2 separate regions of the Homo sapiens genome follow, and region 2 is linked to region 1. The links are chromatin loops, found by intact Hi-C in ENCODE. Cell type or tissue: B cell. All regions are shown on one strand. Each heading gives the region's core, and the rest is flanking DNA. Links, peaks and the distances in the headings are about the cores only. Region 1 holds the start of LINC03100 (long intergenic non-protein coding RNA 3100). Region 2 overlaps LINC01237 (long intergenic non-protein coding RNA 1237).

Region 1 (2,802 bases), core at 110-2,609:
AACAAGACAGGAAAGAAAACTCTAATCCATTTTAAAAGACCACATGTGTTTCCCTATTTGTTTTGCTTAAAAGTGTGGACAAATTTGATCCAGAAAGGACATTTAAAAAAATGGCACACTGAGGGCTGAGAGTCAGAAATAAGATTTACTGTAAGGACTTACAGATAATCACAGATTCCTCATGGGAAAGGTAAACATGTAAAGACGAGGAGAAAACAGAATATGAAAGAGTAAACGTCTTTTTTGATTAGGGCCGGATGGTAAGGATTTGGAGGCAGCAAGAGACAGCTTCATAAGGGAAGAAATGGTTCTCTAGATTCTTTAGTCTTCAAAATGAGTTTGAATAGACCCAAGGACAGAGGTGGAATCTAATTGAGAAAAAGGTCAAATTGAGCTTACTGTGAGGGGAAGGATGCAAAATTAGTGTCTGCTGCAAGAAAAATAAGCATGGAAAGAAATTAAGGGAGGAGACAGAGACAGAGCCAGAGCCACAGACCAGGAGTAGGGAAAAAAAGGTAAGCAGCAGACGGGGCAGAGTGGCCTGGAGGAATGAGGGGTCACACCTAGCAGGTGCCCACCGGCGAAGAGGCAAGGGCCGAGCCCGGAGGGCAAACGCCGGCAGGAGTCGTCCCCGAAACACCTTGCCCAGCGAGGCGGACACAAGCTCGGGCCTGCAAGACGGCCCAGGAGGGTGGGGGCGGGAAGGGGTCGCAGAAGGTGGGCAGGGGAAGCGGCTGAGGACACGCGATGCACCTGTGGGCGGTCCCCGTGCCCACCTGACTCGCCCGCAGCTCCCTGAATGAACCCTCCACACCCGCCGGCCGCCCCCAGACCCCACCTGACGCGCCCGCGGCCCATCGTCCCTTCCTGACGCGCCCGCGGACCCAGACCTCAGCAGACGCGCACGCGGCAATCCCGTCCCCATCTGACGCGCCCGCGACAACCCCGTCCCCACCTGACGCGCCCGCGACAACCCCGTCCCCACCTGACGCGCCCGAGACCCCCGGTCCCCACCTGACGCGCCCGCGACCCCATGTCTTCCCCTGACGCGCCCGCCGCCCCCGGTCTTCACCTGACTCGCCCGTGGCCCATCGTCCCCACCTGACGCGCCCGCGATCCCCAATCTTCACCTAAGGCGCCTGCGGCGCCCAGTCTTCACCTGACGCGCCCGCGGCACCCCGTACCTACCTAGCGCGCCTGCAGCCCCCAGTCTTCACCTGACGCGCCCGCGTCCCCCAGTGCCCAACGGGCGCGCCTGCCACCTGGGCCGGCACCTGACGGCGACCAGGCGATTATTGCCGGAAGTGGGCCACCGCCTCTCGGCGCGCCTCAGGGAAGCCCCGCCCCTGGCCATGCTGATTGGCCGGCGCGGATTCGCGTGGCAGTGTTGCTGCCGGGTCCTGACGCCCGCAGCGTGCGCCTGCGTAGTAGGCACTGCCCCGCCGTCCGCGCGCGCCCAGAGTGCCGGGCGTGGAGGTGTGGGGGCGCGGGGGCGCGGGGGCGCGGGGGCGCGGGGGGGCGGGGGCGGGGGGGCGCAGGGACGGGCGCGGTCAGTGCCTGAGATCCCTGCGATCGCTGGGAGATGACGGTGAAGACCTGAGATTTAGGCCTGCGCGGCGGGTGACGACGCCGGTCCGGGTCTTCACTGGAGGACGCTGGCCGGGGCCTTCAGGTGTTCTCGTGGCCTGAGGACGCGCGTCCCTGAGAATGTGCGTGCCCGCGCCGCGCGGGTCCCACAGGAGCCTGGGCAGCCCCGCCGCCGCATTTCCACCCTGCGGCCGTATTTCCACCCGCTGGGCGCCAAGCCCGGGATGACTGCACTCTAGGGCATCACTGCGCGCTCACACTCAGCATTCAGGCACAAGCACGTTCTCTTTATAAACAGTTTCGAATCTTGTCGAGTCTTTCTAGAAGGTTGAAATGCCCTGGAGGAGCAGCGTGAATAGTTTTTTCCAATTAGGAAAAAAGAATGTGGGGCGGCTGGAGGGAGAGAGGCAGGCCGAGAAGGCCAGGTGCGTCCAGGAGCCGCAGCCCCCGTGCCTCAGTTTCCTCCTAGAAACATGGAGGTGGCGGTGCACGCTACAGGATTTCTGTAAGAACAGATGAGTTAACGTGTGCAAAACATTTAAAACAGTGTCTGGTGTGTAGCAAGCAAATATGAGTATTAGTCTTTTCCTTGTTAAAATGTGTGCATCTACATTTGGTGCACATTACAGGAAGTGTATAGTATGGATTCATATTTTGGAAAAGTAATTTTAGAAGTTATTTCTGATGTGCTTATTGTAATAGTGTTTCTTGACCACATGCTTTTAGATAATGTGAAGGCAATGAAGCAGGCAATATTGCTTGCACATCCCCAATTTAAACACCTGTCTGTCCCTCCTTCCCTCTCTCCTTTCTTTTCTTCCTTACCCTCTCTCTTTATTCCTTCCTTCATTCCCTTCAAGGTTGCGGATTATTCCATTATATAAATGTATCAATTTATTAGAATAGTTTCTATGATGTCTATGATGGGCTTTAGATTGTTTGCAATAGTTTGCCATTACAAATAATGCCCAGTAGTGCTGTGGTTTGATTTAACTTGTGAAGGTATATTTCCAAATAAATCGCTATGATTGGATTGTTGTGTAAACCAAAAAGTGTCTGAGGCAGATCACAACTGATATAGAGGTTTATTTTGCCAAAATTGTGGATTTGCCTGGGGAAAAAGAAACACAGGTTACAGTAGGATTTTTGGCCTGTACTTTTTTCCAAATATTTAAGGGAAAAGCGCCGGTAGGAGGGGAAAGAGGGGAGAGTAGG
Region 2 (2,802 bases), core at 57-2,556, 130 kb after region 1:
AGGCCTCATTACGGAGGGGGAGTGGGGCTGGCGGGACTGAAGGAAGCAAAAAGAGAAGGCACATAAGCCTTAAGTCTGCCTTTCTCATGGTCCAGAACACATAACCCTCCTGCACAAATAACTCAGTCTTCCAGCTATCACCAGATCCTTGACTGATGGGAAAATTACAAGTTAGCTCACGGCAACCTTGGCGTTATCAGCACTGTCAAAGCCCTCTTCAGCTCACAGCACAGAGACTGTCTTATAAAACCCTCACCAAGCCTTCGCCTCCTTGCAGTCAGCTCCTCTCTGCTAACTTGCCCATTGCACTCTCGCAATGTATTTTCATGCTTTCTTCAATAAATCTGCTTTTCTTTATCTGCAACTGTCTTGGTAAATTCTTCTCACCACACCACCAGCCCCAGAGGGTCACCACTCACCTGCGACAGTTACCAAAAAGGCAAGGAACACCCTGATTATTTTTTAATCAGGGGTAGATCAATACTACAAGAAAATCTTGTCGTATTAACAGAGAGGACCAAATTCTAGTTTCATGTCGGCAAACTTTAGATCTTTTTTCTTCTTCTTTTTTTTTTTTTTGAGACAGAGTCTCACTCTGTTGCCCAGGCTTGAGTGCAGTGGCGCAATCTCAGCTCACTGCAACCTCCGCCTCCCAGGTTCAAGCGATTCTCCTGCCTCAGCCTCCCTAGTAGCTGGGACTACAGGCATGCGCCACTACACCCAGCTAATTTTTGTATGTTTAGTAGAGAAGGAGTTTCACCATGTTGGCCAGGCTGGTCTTGAACTCCTGACCTCAAGTGATCTGCCCTCTTCAGCCTCCCAAAGTGCTGGGATTACAGGCATGAGCCACCACGCCCAGCCTAGATCTTAATGTTCTATTTTAGAAAGACTTATAAATTATTTCCTTCTATTTTTAGTCAACTTGATCACATACAAAATGTATTTCATAAAATTCATCTTCCATAAACCTTTTGCAATTTTCTCAAACCTTCTAGAATTTGTTCAAACCTTCAGTTTCGTTCTATACTTCCTCTTTTTTATACTGGAACAACCAATCATTCTAACTTAGGATAAAAATTTACTCTTTTTTCCCTTATAATTTTGGCCACACAAGATTTTCTCATATAAAAAAAAGTTTTATTCTCTTTTTCTTTTCAACTTTCCCTACCAAAGATATAACTTTCTTTGCTTATTTTTTGTCCCATTTACTGGTTCCTTTCTGCCTTGTTTCTATTTCCTTTCAAAATTTGCATTTTCAAGCAACCTTTAAATAACCTCCAAATTAGACAAAATTATTCTTCTTCTAAAAAAAACCCTCATGTCTTTTGTAATTTTTTTACCAAAAATACCAAAAATTGTATCATTATTTTTCATACTTTGTATATAGAGTTACACACATTAATTAGAATTTTTAAATCTTAGTGCCCTTAATTTTTAGTGGAACCTAGGAAGTAAGCAATTTTGAACTGTTATATGATAACATTTTATGAATACATATTTTATAATTTTTCAGAAACGTGCTTCCTCATAGAACAATTTCTCAATGTAGAACAAGACACAATGTTTTCTAATAGACCCAAACAAATTTTATCTTTCCACAGAACTTTCGAAGCCAGGAATAAGCTTACACTTATGTTCAGCGATTAATGTTTTAGTATTTTAACTTGTCTGTGTTACTCCTGAGAAACTTCCTGAGATATTAAGCATCCATCATCTTGAGGTGTTTTCCTATTAACCATTTTTACAGCATGTGACTGTCAGGCGGTCATCTCAAAATCAAGAAACCGAAGCGTTAAACGCACGGCGTTTTGTTTCATTGCTGCGCTTCCTGCGTGAGGAGTAACGGGCGTGCCGCCTCACTTCTGCGGGCACACTTGTTTTTAGGTCAGACTCATGCTTTACAATTAAACATTTAGCAGAGATGAAAGTTGCGTGTCTGCATCATCTTTAACGCTGAGGACTCTGAAGACACCTGCTTTTATCAAACCGGCAAATCTAAACTCACCTTTATTCACCAAAGTTTACCCCAGGTCAAGTGAACTTTAAAAACATTTGGGTTAGTTCCTATTTTTTTTTTTTACAGTTGTAGGTATGCTCATTTATTTCTAAGTCAATTTAAACAATGCCTCTTACTAAGTAGGAAAGACCTTAAAGATCTTTTATTTGCTCCATTTGTAAACAGTCAAGAATCACGCCAATCAAAAAATGTGCACAGCACACAGTCAGCAGTGCTGGGAAAGGATGGCTCGGCTGGCTGAGAAGTTCCCAGGGGGAGAAGCAGAGTCTGGCAGAGAAAACACAGAGCCACCACGAGTTATAGCCTGAGCATCAGCTTCCAGTTAGCCTGACTTCTCATCAGGGAGCTCTAAAGAAAGTCCCTTTTCAAATATCTTATTATCAGCTTTTAACCAGGACAACAGTAAACATTCCCGGTGGTATTGAAGTCTTTCTTTCCTCCCTTCTAGTTCCATTTTAGCTTAGGACAGAAGATCAAACAAACAAAAAGTTCCTATAATGCTCCAAATATTAACCAACTTCCAAACCAAAAGTAAACCTACTTCCGCTGTGATTCAAAACTAGTAAGCCCTGTATGGCTTAACCATGGATGCAAGAGGTCCCCAGAAAGGATGCAAAGGATGTAGCCCCCTTCAGGATCCAAAATTTCTCTTGAAGATAGGCTAAGGAAGTAAAGATGCTCACTGGTAACAAGGTAACCATGGTGAGGCGGTTAAGGTAAGTTCCTGAGAGCAGATGTGGTCGAACAGAGACACTTCATGTTTCGGTCCTGGCCGGTGACCGCCA

What was found. Hi-C counts contacts between places; a loop is a spot of excess contacts. Peaks named below come from ENCODE experiments on the same cell type or tissue, not always from the same donor. Only the 100,000 strongest peaks of a DNase experiment are listed, where the experiment ranks them.
Region 2: a loop joins it to region 1, with 4 times the contacts of the local background. A loop is called at or near these places in 8 of 110 quality-filtered maps.

What each region holds. Positions count from the first base shown.
Region 1 is chr2:242,087,188-242,089,989 of GRCh38, reverse strand. LINC03100 (long intergenic non-protein coding RNA 3100) reads left to right here and starts at 1,425. Exons shown (of 1, transcript NR_186294.1): 1 at 1,425-2,639. It overlaps LINC01881 (long intergenic non-protein coding RNA 1881), which reads right to left and starts at 1,357. Exons shown (of 7, transcript NR_130702.1): 1 at 1,189-1,357. In B cell, for the core only: no CTCF peak of the experiment used is centred there; DNase peaks (open chromatin) are centred at 1,349 and 1,885; H3K4me3 peaks cover 1,449 bases; H3K27ac peaks cover 1,598 bases.
Region 2 is chr2:241,961,639-241,964,440 of GRCh38, reverse strand. The region is part of intron 2 of LINC01237 (long intergenic non-protein coding RNA 1237); the gene reads right to left. Among named protein-coding and RNA genes, the nearest start is that of LINC01238, 7.6 kb to the left of the region's middle. In B cell, for the core only: no CTCF peak of the experiment used is centred there; a DNase peak (open chromatin) is centred at 1,080; H3K4me3 peaks cover 992 bases; H3K27ac peaks cover 2,500 bases.